2 separate regions of the Homo sapiens genome follow, and region 2 is linked to region 1. The links are chromatin loops, found by intact Hi-C in ENCODE. Cell type or tissue: heart right ventricle. All regions are shown on one strand. Each heading gives the region's core, and the rest is flanking DNA. Links, peaks and the distances in the headings are about the cores only.

Region 1 (7,993 bases), core at 2,994-7,993:
CAAGTTCACTTACCTTGTTACCTGGTGGCAGTTTCAGACCCCTAGGAGCAGAATACCTGGTGTTTTTTTGTGCTAGCTGGCTGCCCATTTAGTTTCACACATGGTTGTTCATTCATTTGACAAACACTAACCACCTCCTCCATGCCAGTAAATTAGACCCAGTATCTGATTTCTGGGTTGGTAGGGACTTCAGACGCACAAATAACTGGAGAGTGGCTGGGATTCTGGCTATCAGGGAAGGCTTCACAGAGGAGGTGACACTTGAATTGGGTCTTCAAGGATGAAGAGGAGTTTAGCAAGATGCAAAGGAAGGGGGCAGAGAAGCCAGGCCTTGGAAGCAGATGGAATTTTAAGCACTAAGGAGGCAAGAAGGGACTTGCTATGTTCAGGGAGTAGTGAGAAGCCTGGCCGAGAGAGCTGGGTGTCACGGGGTGGGTGGGGCCTTGAGTGCCACAGCGAGGTCTTTGGGCTTATCCTGACATTTTGGGGTACTCTTGGACGTTCAGAAATGAAGAGGTTTGTAATCTAACTTCATGAGGAGGCAAGACCAAACTTTGGGTGTCTCTCTCCCAACCTTCTGCTTTCTCTCTGAAGTGGTAGGTAGCAGTGTCCTGGACAAAGGCTGGGAGTTGCCCTAAGCTGTGGCGGAGGGGCTGGACAGGGTTGCCTTGAGGAGTGGAAGAGGTCTACTGAGAGTAGAGAGACCTGAGTGGAGTGTGAAGTGTGAATTGTTCTGAGAACTCAAGGAAGAGCCACATAAACTGTAAAGGGCAGTGACGGGGTGTGGGAATGGCACCCTCAGAGGAGGGTAGGAGATCTTGACTCAGCAAGGGTAGTAAGCGGAGAGTTAGGGTGGTAAGTCCTGGAGAGTTGATAACAGTGATCATGATCACCGTTTATTGAGCCCAGCCCTGTAAGGCAGCCTCTGTCATCATCCCCATTGGACAGATGTGGACAGAGGCTCAAGAGAAGGGACTTGTGCAAGATTCCAGTGCTAGGAAGTGATAGGGCTGGGATTCCAAGCCCGGTGCATGCAGTCTGGACCTTAAGATCTGGGCATGAAGACCTGCTTGGAGAAGCTGGAGTGCTCCCAGGACATTAGGAAGCCAATGTTACTGGAGGTGAAAGAATCAGCCATACCCTGTGTGTCTCTGCAGCTGCCAGTGATTTAAGTCGAGACCATCCTGGCTAACACGGTGAAACCCCGTCTCTACTAAAAAATACAAAAAATTAGCCGGGCGTGGTGGCGGGTGCCTATAGTCCCAGCTACTCGGGAGGCTGAGGCAGGAGAACAGCGTGAACCCAGGAGGCGGAGCTTGCAGTGAGCCGAGATCATACCACTGCACTCCAGCCTGGGCAACAGAGTGAGACTCCATCTCAAAAAAAAAAAAAAAAAGAAATTAATCAGATTAGTAATCCATGTTCAAATGCTCCTGAAAAAATTGGCTTTCAGAGTTTTGTTTATTAGCCTTATGAGTTTAATAAATTGAGCATTAAACAAATAAACCCGTAAAAACTCAGAGGATATGGAGATATCTTCTCACAGCCTGGGACTCTTCAAAGGAGGGACATCCCTGAAAATGGAATTTCTTACTCCATAATATCAGATGATCCCCTGGAGGGGAAAAATGTGTTTGGAGGTAGGGGAGATGTGTATGGCCACCCCCACCTTCTGGAGGCCGGGCTGATGCTGAGTAATAAGAACTTGAGGTGAATCGGGCCCCAAGTCTCAGGAAGAGACAGACATGGGCATGGTGCCCAGGGCCCAGGGTAAGGGCAGCTTATGAGCAAAGGCACATGGAGATGCACAGAGCAGGGAGGGAGTATCTGGAGTATCTGGTGATGCTGCCGTGTGACCTTAAAAGAGTGACCTGGCCTCTGCACCTTTCTGTGCTCATCTGTAAAATGGGAATGGAAACAGCATCTTCCTTTGAGGGTTCTGTGAGGATTGAATGAGGTGATGCAGGCAGCTGATAACTGAGCATTATTAGTCCTCAGTAATGTTCTGAGACTGATAACGGAGCCAGGAGTGCTCTGTCCAGATCAGGCCAAACAAGCTAGAAGGGCTGGCCGGAACCCGGGGTGGTGGTGAGAAGGAGGCACAGTGGGGCCCTGTAAACCCAGTCAGCGTCAGGGAGGCTGCCCCCAGGAATCATGGAGACTCTAGCAAGGGTGAGCAACAAAGGCGTTTTGGGCACACACCGAACAAAAGAAATGTGGGGTACCTGGAGTACCTTCTTCATGCCAGCATGGTGCCGAGGGCTTTAAATGCATCCAGCCCCTGCCAACAACCCCATGGTCGGGGATGATCATTCCCTTTTTTTTTTTATTTTTTATATATTTTTTGAGACGGAGTCTCTCTCTGTCGCCCAGGCTGGAGTGCAGTGGTGCGGTCTTGGCTCACCACAATCTCCACCTCCCAGGTTCAAGTGATTCTCTTGCCTCAACCTCCGGAGTAGCTAGGATTACAGGTGTGTGCCACCATACCCGGCTAATTTTTTGTATTTTTAGTAGAGACGGGGTTTCACCATGTTGGCCAGGCTGGTTTTGAACTCCTAACCTTAAGTGATCCGCCCGCCTCAGCCTCCCAAAGTGCTGGGATCACAGGCGTGAGCCACCGCGCTGGCCTGATCATTCCCATTTTATAGATGAAGAATTTGAGGTTCAGAGAGGTCAAATGCCTTGCCTAAAGCTGCACAGCAAGGAAGTTATGGAGGTTGTGCCCGCCACACCTGCTGCTTTACACTGACAACTCGCTACATCTTCATGCTGAGATGCAGGCAGTGTTGTCCAGCCCATTGTATAGATAAGTGAGCTGAGGCTCGAGAAGAAAAATTACTTGCCCGGTCACCAGCTAGCAAGTGGTGGGACAAGGCATGGAACTCAAGTCCATGTGATTCCAATGCCACCTGTCTGTGGCTGGGCCTTCTTCTCAGTGGCTGGCTCCATAGTCCTCCGTGGTGGGAGGCACGAAGAGAGGGGGAATGGGGGCTCACAGAGAAGAGGGAACCCCGCTGGTATCCCCAACCCCTCCCATACACGCCATTAGTCGCTCTCACCCCAGCACAGTAGACAAAGGCAGCCCCATAATTGGGAGTGAGTATTTCATGCATCCCCCCCGATGTTTTATTGGGTGGAGAGATGCTTGGAGACCAAACGGATGGCGCATTCTGTTTATAAAGTGCGCGCAGTTTGTTTTATTTCCTGAGTTTTTGCAATCTAGATAACAGATGATACCCTGAGTGGCTGGCGCTGCCTCTGTAATGGCGGCACTGAGCCTTTGGAGAAGTATTAATAATAGATTGTGTTGATGAGTTTGGAGAAAGTAGCAATCGACCCCCTGCTGCCAAGGCATTAGCGCGGCTGTTCTGAGCACAGCCAGCACTGTGGCTTTGACTGCAAATGCAGGTCACCCGCCCTGCTGCCCCTTCCCCAGCCTAAGAAGGTTTCCTCTCCGGGAGTCACCCAAGGTGTGCTGACCCTGGCCTGGGACCCTGGGACCGTGGCGCTCCCACGCTAGCAGCGACACGGCCAGTGTCTGTCCACTCAGAGGCCGCAGAGGTCAGGCTGCAGACCTTAGTGTGGCCACTAGGTCAGGTGGAGTGTGGGGAGGGGACAGAGGGGCAGTAGGGGTTGGGGGAGGACCACCCTCCATGTCAGAGCACCGGGTTCTACAAACCCAGGCTCCTTCCTCAGCCCCTCGGGAGAGCTGGACAGCCAGCCAGATTCCTAGGGCCTCTGCCTAAAGCTGTCACTGACAGTTGGGTAGGTTGTGCCCTGAACAAGGGGATTCAGCCAGAGGGCCAAATTAGAGCCAAAATCCAGCCCACATTCCCCTTGCAGAGCCATGCCCTGCAGGCTGGTGGGGTCCAGCATGCCCAGAGCAGAGCCTGGCCTCAGCCTCAGCTCACCCCAGGCCTTTACTCACCTACTCTGTAAACACTCACGGAGGCCCCCTTGAGGATCAGATGGGGCCAGGTCCTGTCTCATGGAACCCTGGTAGAGGTGGTAGAGTTGGGCACCAACAGGGACATGCATTGTCATTCTGCTGTGATACCCGTGTACTGAGTTACATGCTCAGCATCCTCGAATCCTGACAACAGCCTTCAGGAAGGGCTTGACATCTCCATTTTACAGGAGTAAACTGAGGTGGGGGACGCTGAGGGGAGCATAGAGGAGGCTACCTCCCCCAGACTGGGGCATCAGAGAAGGCTTCCCAGAGGAGGTGGCATTGGAGTTGGGCATTGCAGGATGAGTAGGAGCCTGCTGGGTAGAATAGAGGTGGGTGGCAGGGGTTGCTGGGGGTGCCCCCTGCTGAGTGCTCTGGCCAGTGCCCAGGCAGCATGCAGAGCTCCAAGTGGCCCTGCCCACTTCGCCCCACCAGCTCGCCGTGGGCGGTTCTGACGGCAGCTCCAGGAAGGGAGGCAGGCGAGTGCCTCCCATTTATGGCCATTTCTGTTCCAGAACCGATTAGTAGAGAATTGCAGCTGTAATCTGTGCCCGTGATGGTGGGCCATAAAGAGGGATGGGATGTGCACAGCGCTCCCAAGGTGGCGCCCGCAGACATGGCCCGGGGACGCCGGGAATGAAAAATGGTTTTAATTCCCTCCCAGCAGCAATAATTTGATTCTTCATAAATTTTTCCATCAAAGTGTTGTTGAGCTGAGTTCCCACAGAGCAGGACACGTGACAGGGTGGGGGAGTGTCGGGAGGAGCGGTCAGCAGACACAGCAGAGGAGGGGCCGTGCTGCCCAGCCCTCCTGCTAGTGCTGACCAGGGCCCGGAGACCACCTCTCCCGGCCCTCGTTTGTCTGCAGAGATGATGGGAGATGGGAGATGGAATCACGTTGTCATGTGGAAGCTGGATTAGGCCCAGCCTGGGAGTTGCCTCCAGCATTTACTACCCATGCGACCCTGAGCAAGCAACTCTGCCTCTTAGCACCTCAATTTCCTCATCTCTAAAATGGGGTTAATGTTCATTCTTTTCTTGCAGGGTTGTTGCAAGGATTAAATGCGTCTCTGCATATAAGATGCTTAGAGCAGGGCTGGCACTCTATACGTGCTCAGTGAATATCTGTTCGTGATGGAGATGCGTAAGCTGAGACGGAGGGATGGGAAGGTGTTAGCCAAGCCAAAGGACAGAGAAAGATGGGTCGAAAGATGGCTGCCATGATAGTGCTCTGGAGAAACTGCAGGCTGTTCTTTGGGGCTGCAGCCTGGGGAAGCAGAGGGTAGAAAGGGAAGAGGCGGGATCATGAAGGGCCTTGAGTGCCAGCCTCAGGAGCTCGGATGGTCTCCTAAGGGCACTAGGGAGCCATGGAAGAGTCTGGAGCAGGGAAGCAGCTTGATCCGATTTGTATTTTAGAAAGATCCCCCTGGCTCCTGTGTGTGTGACGGTTCCTGTGTGGGCTGGGGTTTGAAGGATTGAAGGGGCCAGGAGCCCAGAGAGGGGACCAGGCAGTTGCTCGGGCAGGAGAGGAGGGGCCCAGGCTGGGCAGTGGGTTGGGCAGGGCTGGGAATTGCTTGGATGTGTTGGTGAGGGAGGATCAGAGGAGAGGCAGACCAGGGAGCTGAGGTAGAAAGGATCCTTTCCAGCCAGGGGCTGACCTGGCCCCCAAGGAAAGTTTGAGTGGACCCTCCACACTGCCCTCTTGTGGCCACCGTGTCTCTGAGCTGGAAGGGCCCTGAGCTGCCACGCCCGGGACAGGTGACTCTAGGCAGGATGCCAGCACCCACCCCAGGGCCACTGGGGGCCTGTAGGCAGAAGAATAGGGCTGCAGGGCCCTTCTGCTGTCTGACCTGGTGCCCAAGGAGGGCCTCTCCCTCCCACCTGGGCCTGAGGGTCAGGGTGGCAAGAGGGAGAGGCCCTCGGCAGGAGTGGCCTCTGGGAGGGACTTCTGAGCACCGCCAACACGCCCGCTTTGTGCATCCGCAGGCTCTTCGCGGCCAAGTGCAGCGGCTGCATGGAGAAGATCGCCCCCACCGAGTTCGTGATGCGGGCGCTGGAGTGCGTGTACCACCTGGGCTGCTTCTGCTGCTGCGTGTGTGAACGGCAGCTACGCAAGGGCGACGAATTCGTGCTCAAGGAGGGCCAGCTGCTGTGCAAGGGTGACTACGAGAAGGAGAAGGACCTGCTCAGCTCCGTGAGCCCCGACGAGTCCGACTCCGGTGAGGCCTGGCCTGAGCTGGGGGCAGGCCTCAGGGACGGGGGTTGCTGGGGTGTCCTGGAGGGGAGTCCCGGCTGGAGAAGCCACCTCCTGCTTCCAGGACCTGAGCTGCACACAGATGGTACATGCATATCCAGATGCACACGCGCACTGACGTGTCCACCTGTGTGCACATGATACGAACATGCATCCCCCCAGGCACACTACCCCTGAGACCTACGCATCCATACATATAAACATATGTGTGATCACATGTGTGCACACAAGCACATAAAATGCATGCAGGAATACCCCTACCCTGAGTATGGATACATGTACATGTATGTGGAGATATGTGTTCACATACCCGGGAATTCAAAAGCCACACCCAGGTCCACACACACAAGTGTACACACTTAAGCATACATACACATACACACATGACACAGCACACTTGTGCACTAAACACCGGTCCACATGGCTGCACATATATGTTTGTCCACATGCTCACATGTACTGTGGATTGTGCTTGTGTGCACACACACACCTCTTGTTCTCTGGCCCACCCCCCTTACCCTCTCTGCCTTGATGGCCCCCCACCAACCCGCAGCCCAGCTCCACAGGGGTCTTCACCAGCACCCAGTCCACAGGCTGGGGATGCCTGAGAGGCAGGGAGATGATGTGCCTTCCCCTTCTCAGCCCCCTGGAGCCTTCAGCAGTGAGAAGCAAACAGCCTCGAGCCAGCCTCTGTTTCCCAGCCGAAGGGAGGGGGCTGGGCCCTCTGTGCTGGAGGGAAAGACCCCATTTCCCAGGGTGAAGGACCCTCCCTCCTCTGCTCTAGCCCCCAAAAGGACGAGGCCAATTTGAAGGCCTCCTGGCAGACAGGGCAAGCCCAGCCAGGAGTGAGCCTTAAGGAGGGAAAGCCCAGGAGGTGGCTTTGGTCCTTGTTCTTCCTGGGAACAGTGGGGAAGGACTGGAGCAGGAGGCATGGAGAGGAGGTGTCCCGGTCTGCCAGGCCCCATGGGTAACCTGGAGCCCTCCGGCAACAGGATCTGCCACATGGGAAGGGTTTTCCATGGCCAGGGCCTGCGTGGAGGCAGTGAGCCCACCACCATCTGTCCCTACCCATCCCTGGGCAGGGCACTGCTGCAGCCAGCTCCATGGCTTCCAGCTGCCTGGACTCCTGAGGAAGAGCAGAGGCTGGCCAGCCCCAGCAGAGGGGGTCTCAGTGGGAGGAGATCACCCGCCTCATACTCCAAGAACAGGATTGAAGAAAGGAGACCAGCCTGGGGGGCAGCGGGAGGCCCAGTGGTGGCTGGGGAGGCTTGGCCATCCATCTGGGGCTGCTGGCATTTCTGAGACCCAAACCTGGGGCGGGGAAGTGCCATGTGTGCATGGTGGGTGTGGCTGTAGCACTGGGAGAATGCACATGCTTCCGCACGCTGTGTGTGTCTGTCCAGATGCATGCATGCCTGTACGTTCCTGCCCGTGAGCATGGGCCCATGTGTGTGAATACGCCTGTGAGTTGCACGCGTGAGGGCCTTTGTGAGCCCACGTGTATGTGGCAGCAGGTGAGTGTGCATCTTACGAGTGTGTGCGTGCATACGCTGTGGTCAGAAGCACTCTTGTGTGAATATCTGTGGTGTGTGTCTTTGCTTGCACACTTTCGTGTATGTCCACACAGCCATGTGCACAACCGTGCGTGCACCTGTCTGCCTGTTCCCCGAGTGGGCCTGCCTTCCTGAAAGTGTGTGCAGCCACATGTACGTGTGTGCATGCCTGTGCTGTGGTTGTCCGAGGCGCACCTGTGTGAGTTCCTGTGCAGGTGTGCCCTGCGGCCCAGGATG
Region 2 (8,696 bases), core at 597-5,596, 180 kb before region 1:
TGAAATACTGACAGACCTAGAGAGACAAAAACAGATAAGCCAGTAATTGCACTTGAAGATTTTAACACACCTCTCTCAGAAACTGTAGTCAAATTGCCAAAATATGAGCAAAGATATAAAATGTTTGAATAACCTGATTAACAAGCAGAGAACTTTCAACCTGGCATAGATCCCATATCCTTTCAGAATCAACTAAGAACTAAGCCACTAAACAAACCTCAATAATTTCCAAAGAGCCAACGTCATATCTAAAACCATCTCTGATCATACAATGAAAAAATAAGAAATGTAAAGCAAAATGATAGCTTTTTAAAACCACACATGATTGGAAAATGCACTACAATTAAATAAGAGGAAGCCATAAGGGAAATTATTAACATCTTAGAGGAAAATAATAATGAAATCACTACATATCAAAATTTGTGGGAGGCCAAGCATGGTGGTTCACATGTACTGTAATCCCAGTACTCCAGGAGGCCAAGGCAGGAGGATCAGTTGAGGCCAGGAGTTTGAGACCAGCCTGGGCAACATAGTGAGATCCTGTCTCTACAAAAAAATTCAAAAAAAAAAAAAATAGCCAGGCATGGTGGTGTGCTCCTGTAGTACCAGCTACTTGGAAGGCTGAGGCAGGAGGACTGCTTAAGCCCAGGAGTTTTAGGTTACAGTGAGCTATGATTGCACCACTGCACTCCACTCTCCTGGATGACAGAAACCCCATCTCTAAAAAATAAAAATAAAAAAATTGTGGGACACGATTGAAACGGTAGACAATGAAATTTACAGTTTAAATTTATCCAAAAGCAAGAAAGATTGAACATAAACAAGCTACGCTTTTAACTGAAGAAGATAGGAAAAGAGCAACAAGTAAGTGCAAAGAAATAGGAAATAATGATAAAAAGAATCGATGAAATCAAGCAAACAGAAATTATGAACAAAGTCAAAATTTGGTTCTTTGAAAAGACTAAAAGAGACAAACTTCAGACAAGGAGAAAGAAGAGGCAAATAAGAATTAAAACAAAAGATAACTGCAGATATAACAGTTAACAGGAATATTATTAGTAACCATGTATTAATTACCATATATCTGGAAAAATATAAAATGTCAAAATTGGTATAAGAAAACTAAATACCCTGGCACAGTGGCTCACACCTGTAATCCCGACACTTTGGGAGGCTGAGGTGGGTGGATCACCTGAGGTTGGGAGTTCGAGACCAGCTTGACCAACATGGAGAAACCCCGTCTCTACTAAAAATACAAAATTAGCTGGGCGTGGTGGCCATGCCTGTAATCCCCGCTACTCGGGAGGCTAAGGCAGGAGAATCGCTTGAACCTGGGAGGCAGAGGTTGTGGTAAGCCAAGATCGCGACATTGCACTCCAGCCTGGGCAACAAGAGCGAAACTCCGTCTCAAAAAAAAAAAAAAAAAAAAAAAAAAACATAGTCCAATTTTCAACCTTTTCCTCTATGATCGTTCTTTCTGTGTCTCGTTTAAAAATCTTTGCCTATCCTCCCAAACCCTTTAAAAAAAATGTTTGGCTTTTTTTCCTGCCAGTACCTTCCCTGGAAGATGAGTGAGGAAGGGTTTCTGGAGGAGGCAAGGTATGCCCTGAGCTCTAGAGGGGGCTGGACTAGGATGTGTTTCCCAGGGAAGGTAAGCAAATGTCAAGGGGGGAGGTATTTCATTGTTCACTGGGCATCAGCAAACGTTTACAGAGGACAGCAGGGGTAGCCTTCTGTGTGTCATCACCACAGTCCTGAAGTTAGGGATGGCCCATTTAGCAGATAAGGAAACTGAGGCTCCAGAGAGTGCTCAGAAGCACACAGTCAGACAGGGGCACCTCAGGGCCTCCAGCCCAGGCATGTCCAACTCCAGTGCCGCTCCTGGCGCGGCCTGGATTATGCACACCTGGAAGGAGGTGTCCTGTCCTGTGGGGTTAAGGTGAGGATGGCTCATGAGGTGAGACAGGCCCAGTTCAGGGCCCAGCTTAGTCACCTCCCTTGATGTGCCCCTGGGGCTCTGGGATAACAGCAGCCAGCAGCAACCAGGGCTTTCTGGAGGAGGAATTGAGCAAACCCATTACATACTTGGCCTGGGGCAAGGCACACGGCAGGGGTGGGGGATGCAGCAGAGGGCGTTTGGCCACGGGGAAGCCCCACCAGGCCCCTCCACGGGCAGGAAGGGAGACTGAGGGTCTGAGGTCGTGTGAGCTTCCTCCCCCTACCTGTCCCCTGGCCTTGTGCAGAGACTCAGGAGCACGCTAGCAATCTGCTTCCAGGCTAAGCACCAGCCCCAGTTAGCTCAAGAGAGCTTCCCGCTGAGGAAGAGGGATGATGTCGGGCCAGGTCTCCAGCACCCCACCTCACTGACTGGGGGGCGCTCCCTAGGGTGGGTCCTGGCAGGGGCCAAGACCACCTCACCTCCCGCAGGCCCAGGAAGAGGCACTTCGCAGCGAGGCAAAGCCCCTTGGAGTTCCATTGCCCAGCGAGAGGGCCCCAGGAGGTCTCTGGCCTGCTTTCTCCCCTGGAACCCAAGGGTTCTGGCACCTCCCTTTCTAGGTTGCCCAGCAGGGTGGACCTCCAGAGCCGCCTGCACGAGGCCCCTCCCACCGTGCCGCCCGCCCGGGACCCCGCCCTGCGCTCCGCCCCCAAACACGGGTTCTCACGCGGTCCGGCCGCGCGGGGGCGCCCGGCTCCCCGGCCCTCGCTGGGCCCTGCGGGAACGCCCCGGCCGCGCACTGGGGATGCTCGGACCCCAGCACACACGAGGCGGAGCTCCGCGGACTGGAGGCAAATCAATCCCTCGGCACCGCGCTACGGACGTGTGTTTGGAAGGAGGCTAGCCCGCCGCGCAAGTCCCCGCAGCGCCCCGCCGGCCTCCCACCCCCTGCGGCGTCCGGACCTCGTGGACCTGGGGTGGCTCCCATAGACTGCGGGGCCGGGCCCAGCCGCGCTCGCTTTGGTCGGGAATGCGGGTCGACTGGAGAGGCCCGAGCAAGCCCCCCAGCTCCACCCGCCCCTAAAGGGTGGGCTTGGGCAGTCACATCAGGAGCCTCAACATTCACATCCGGAAAATGGGAAGGTCAACAGTCCCTCCTTTAAAAGGTTTCTGAGAAAGTTAAAGATGTATCACTATTGCCCAGCTTCCAGTCCTTAGGCAAGCCACCTGCGCCCCTCCCTGAACCTCAACTTCCCCCGCTGTAAAATGGGGATAAGAAAAGTCCTCCCCTCAGAGGGCCATTGTATAATACGATGAGCTTGGCCCACGCTGCTGGGCACCCCCTGAGCTCTCAGTAAATGGAGCTATTGGGGTTATGCCCGCTCAGCAGAGGCCCCACCTGCAGTCCCAAGCCTGTGCCCCAAATCCCACGGGTTGCCATTTAGGGACCCAGGCCCCCCAGTTTGGGAGCTGGTGGCTTAGAGTGGGTGCTCCCTCCAGTCCCTGGCTGGAGTGGGGGACTCGCTGTGCAGCCACAGGTGTCTGGGCAGGAGGCTTGGCGGCAGTGCCCCTCCCCTGGCTGCCCTTCAGGGCCCGCTCTGGTTGAGCCACACGGCAAAAACACTCCGCTTTTTGACACCATCCAGAAAATGAAAATGTCCCAGGCGCCTAATCCTTCCCTTCCTTTTGGCAACTTAAACTGCCCTGAAACACAGCCAACATATTGAACGCAGTGTGAGCGTCCACGCCAGAGTGTAGGCCTCCCGCAAAGCCAGCCTTGGGGACTCGTGGAGCAAAGCCTCGTTCCTCTGTCAGACTCTGCCTTACTAGGTACGGAGTGACCCTGGCCCCCACCAGCCGGCATCTCAGCCGCCTTCAAACCCGCCGACCTGAGGGGCACGCCAGCAACTCTGACTTCCTTCCCAGCCAGGGCTGTGCCGCCCCCACTCCCCCCCAGAAAAATATTTGAAATGGTCTTTGACTGAAATGAGATTAATCCTCAGTTCCCTGACAGTGTCTTTGGGCATGTGTTTTTATAACCTCCCTTTCAAATGAGAACCATTTGTCGCCGGGAAGCTGGGGAGGCCCTGCCCCAACTGCTGGGCCAGACATCACCGGCACCTGATTGAATGTCACGGACAGTGCGAGGGGTCAGGGCTGAGGTGAGGGCCGTGTACTCAGGGCCAACTGTCCTCTGCTGGTCTCTGGCTAGGTCCCCATCTCCAGCCAGTGGCGTAAACTAGAGGATATGAATTCCAACCTGGATTCCCCTTACCACCACAATATGCCCTTGAGCCGGTGGCTTTGCCTCTCTGAGCCTCACTTTTCTCATCTGTAAAATGGGGGAGATGATGGTCCCGTCACTCAGGTGATAGACACAGCCTAGTGCCTGAAGACAATCCACACTTGATGTTTGCAAGGCTTTTGAACACAACCTCAGCTCCCTCAGAACTCCTGGTGGGAGGGCAGAGTACCCCCAGGCTGGGGCCTTCCAAGGGCCGCAAACGTTCATTCTAAATGTGGTTCGAGTCTCCTACTCTTCCAGACTTGGCTCTAAATGAGAGGCCATGTCGGCAAAGAAGCCGAGTTGCTGATGCTTGCCTAGGGAGAGAGCTGTGCGTAGAGGTGCCACCATGCAGGCTAATTAACTCTGAGCCCTGGCTCGGTGGCCTCCTCTCCCGGCACAATCCCCCGCCACCCCCACCACTCCAGGTCCTGTTTGAAGTCTGCAACACCCCCCCCCCACCGCCCCCCTTCCTGCCGTCCCTGCTTGCTGAAGCAACTACAGCCCCTTAGGGCTCAGCTGGGAGGGATTTATTGGAGAATTTCAATCATGGGGTCTTGGCTCAAACTTGTTGCTTCCTCAAAAATCTCCCCAGAAGTTGGCTACATGTGAAACTGAGGCATGAAGGAAGGACTCGGATGATCTCACGGTTCGGAACTCCACCTGGGCCTGTCAGAGAATTCATAGACCCTCACTTGGAGGAAGAGAGCACAGAACAGCAAGAAAGATGCAGGTTCCTGGGACGATGTGGAGGTACCGGGCTTGGTTCACTTTTAAGGAGCTGCTTAGAAATAGTGTTTCAGCTTTGACCACCACTCCCGCCCCCAACCATGACACTTGAGTGCAGGTGTCTGATCTCTGCGGTGTAAGCCCGCTATTGGTCTTAGGGTGGGAAAGTGTGGGATGGAATCCTGGTTGAGAGTCCTGAATGGTAGAATAAGGGACCAAAGCCATGCTGATGTGCCATTTTTCTTAAACTGTGTGGCTTCCCTCCCCAAAGACATTCCCTGGGCAGCTTTCAGGCTAAGGAGCCCACGCCCTTCCACGGGAGCCCAGCCAAGAAGGGCCCGGGACAGAGGCTCCATGCATGCTTCATTTTCCTTCCCCTCTGGGCAGGGCTGACTCATTCCATTTCTCTGAACAATCTTTGCAATGATGGATAAGCTGAGGCCCCAAATGCCGTGGCTCTGGAGAGAAAAACCATCTTTCGCAGTTTCACATAAGCCTCCCACTTCTTTCTTAACAAGTGCTGAAAGCGGCACAAACAGAAATACCCCGGACTCCCATGACCAAGGAGATGACTACATCAGGCTGCAGGGCTCAGGAATAGGAACTAGCGAGCCGCGCGGCCCCAGGGCGAGGTGTCCGATTCCCTCCCAGGATGCTCAGCCAACGGCGCTTTGAAGCCGTGGCTGAGGCTGCCGCACTGGGGAGGAGTGGGACCAGGGGCCGGGCCTCCCCTGCACGATGTCCACAGATTCACCGAGATAAAGGAACCGCAGCTTCATCCAACTTGTGCTGAATCGCTCTTTTCAAAAGCCCTTTCAGATGGTTTCACTTCTCTGCCCGCTTTGTTGAAAGATGTAAAAATTTCAAACCACCACAAAGTAAACATTTCAAAACCCTCTCTTTTCAAAATCAGTCACATTTTCAAAAATCTCTTGAATTCCATCCCCCGCGCCCCACTTCGTTTGCTGTCTTTGGAGTGTTTTTCATTAATTTAGAATCAGTCCAGGTAAAGCTGGTGTTTTCGAGCCGTGTTTTAACGGGCGGGAAGTGGCTTTGTTATTTAGTAGATGTGTTAGATAAGTCGATGTCTTGTCAAAATCAAGCAGGTTTTCTTTATTAGGGTGAGAGCGTAATGAACTCATCTGCTTCTAATATTTATAAAGAGAAGAGAGGCCATTAATTCTACTGCTTGTGAATAAAACCATCTGTGATTTCTTTCCATTTGATGGGTTTTGGTTTTAATATACATTTTTCACAAATAAGCACAGAGATTTTTTGGTGAAAATGTCACATTCGGAATCTCATAAAGAAAGAATGCAAAGAGGGGAAAACTAAATGTTTTGTTAGCTAAGTCATTTCTCACCTTGCAGAGTGGGGAACACTTGAGCCAACATTAGCACATTAGGTGATAGACTCGTCGTTCCCCGCTAATGCAATCCATGACATGTGACAAGGCAAACCTCGTCCGTTTTGAAGTTTGTTTTCCTTCGGGAATTACACAGTTCGTTTAACCTAATCTGTCCTGACACTTGAATTATAATATTATGAGCTTCTTCAGGGAAGTAAAACAGTAGTTGCCTGCTTAAAAGCAAAGCAGAAGTTAATAAAGTGGGCAAAATGTCAAGGAAAAAGGGCTAATCGAATCATGGTGTCATTCTCTAGAGAAAATATAGTCAAGTTGTATTTTTTTTTTCCAGTGGAAATCTTGGACGCCTAATGACATATTTCTGTCCAGGAAGAAATTTGAACTCTGAAGCCGAACTTGATTAAACCCCAAACCGAGAGACCTTGCCCAATGGGACCACTCCAGGACTTTGACTTCTGGGTGTCAGAGCTTAATTAAAATATTCATCCAGCTGCTCTCCACTCGCCAAGGGGGCCCAGAGGAATTAAACCAATAAGCTTAATTCTATTAGTTCACCTGCCTGTGTACATAGACATGCGGAAGACCATTTACTGATTCAGAAAAAAATCATCAGACCCACCCTATAAATTCAGCGTGGGCAGCCATCACTGCAACAGCAACACGGTCCCCCCAGCAAACGTAACACTCAGCAATCTCGACTCCTGTCTCCGAACACACACAGCTATTTTTAAGACTCTTCCAAGAAAACCAAAATGCTAAACGGGTCAATGTAAGGATTGATGTGCGCGCATGTGTGTGTTATGATTTATGTGTCGTTTATAATAACATGTAACATTTACTTTGTGCCACAATGCCAAGCCTTTCTCATTCGTATCTCAAGGAAACTGTCACTTCCACTCTAAAAAGTCAACACTATCATTACCCCCACTTGACAGATGAGAAAACTGAGGCTCCGTGAGATGAAATGACTTGAAGCCCAGAATTGTCAGACCACACAGTTGGCTGAGCATTTAACCCCTAGTAATGAGGGCTCTACTGAAATCCGGATCTTTGTTTTACATTGGAATTGATGTCTTGTCTGCCATGCACACACCTAGTGTAACATTTGGAAGGTACAGAAGCTATAAAGTGAAAAATCAGCCTCACATCATCCCCACCTCAGCTGCCTGTTCCCTCCCCCGGCAGCCACCGCGGACAATTTGTCTCTCCTTCTCGAGTGGAGGCTTATACCAGCCAATGTGGCTATGTCTCTTTTTGTAAAAACAGATATGGAGCATAACAGGTACGCTGTTCTGCAGCTTGCTTTTTTCATTTAATAATATATCTTGGGAGAGTTCTCCATCTCGTTCCTTTGAAGACTACACGTCATTCCATTCAATAGAAGGAGTACATTGGCCCCTATGGGATTGTTCATATTCAACCATTTTTGACCAGCAAAAAAAAAAAAAAAAAAGGCAATTTCACATGATTCTGCCTATATACCATAATTGTTTACCGAATCTCCTATGATGGGCGTTTGGTTAGGTGGTTTCACATCTTCTGCCCTTATAAACAGTGCCGTGATGAGTATCATTTGCACACACCAGTGGGTAATATCTGTAGGATAAATTCCTAGAATTGCCACTGCCTCTGTGACCCTGGATAAGTCAAGTTCCTTACCTTAACCCCGAGTGTGAAATGGAGCGGCCGCATTAGATGATTTCTGAAGCCCCTGCCAGGCCCTATTGTTCTGCAAAACTGCACTTCTCACATTTGTAATTCTATATCATAGCTGGAGATTACTCACCACAACCTTGTGAATATAACCACAGCTCAAGCTCAGGGTGCCCCAAATCACTGTGGAAACAAATGTTTTCCACCAAACGCTAACTCACTCCCTGCTGGCCATATTTGTCAACCAGAGAATGAGACATTTCCCGGTGATCAATACAAATGAAATAGAAATCTATCCTGGGCGGCGGCGGCAAGACTTGGTTTTTAATAAGGGAACCTCCAGAGGATATTGCATTCCTATGACAACGGCCGACAGACCTTGATTTTTAGTGTCAGAAGCTGTTGAATGCAAAGGTCTGTGGCCGGGGCCTGGCCAGGCGGTGGGTGCGGGGGTTCGGGCTGGAACCAAGTTGGTCCTGAAAGGCTGTTGCAGAAGCCTGCCGGCCGCCCCAGCCCACTGCCCATCCACAGCCTGCTGTGGGTCACCTGTTCACGAAGGCAGCCACATTTGCCAGCTGGGCTATGGTGGAACCGGCCAGGCCAGACAGCTAGCCAAAGATGATCCGTAGCCACAGATCTGGTTATTTACGGCTTGCCTGTGGTCCCCAGTGACCGGGCAGCTCTCGGATGACAGCAGTTCATCTTAAACAAGACCAGGTACTTGGGCA

The links. A loop is a pair of places that touch in the nucleus more often than their neighbours do. Peaks named below come from ENCODE experiments on the same cell type or tissue, not always from the same donor. Only the 100,000 strongest peaks of a DNase experiment are listed, where the experiment ranks them.
Region 2: a loop joins it to region 1, with 2.6 times the contacts of the local background. A loop is called at or near these places in 19 of 110 quality-filtered maps.

What each region holds. Positions count from the first base shown.
Region 1 is chr9:126,684,901-126,692,893 of GRCh38, forward strand. LMX1B (LIM homeobox transcription factor 1 beta) reads left to right here. Exons shown (of 8, transcript NM_001174147.2): 3 at 5,936-6,168. Among named protein-coding and RNA genes, the nearest start is that of LMX1B, 75 kb to the left of the region's middle. RefSeq lists an enhancer at 2,981-3,863. In heart right ventricle, for the core only: a CTCF peak has its summit at 5,669 (motif pointing left); a DNase peak (open chromatin) is centred at 5,673; H3K27me3 peaks cover 2,877 bases.
Region 2 is chr9:126,511,709-126,520,404 of GRCh38, forward strand. LOC105376276 (a long non-coding RNA gene) reads left to right here and starts at 4,753. Exons shown (of 2, transcript XR_930358.4): 1 at 4,753-4,973; 2 at 6,647-8,696. RefSeq lists a silencer at 2,658-2,717 and enhancers at 5,393-5,482, 7,963-8,469. In heart right ventricle, for the core only: CTCF peaks have their summits at 2,666 (motif pointing right) and 2,868; DNase peaks (open chromatin) are centred at 2,653, 5,303 and 5,553; H3K4me3 peaks cover 1,126 bases; H3K27ac peaks cover 820 bases; H3K27me3 peaks cover 4,273 bases.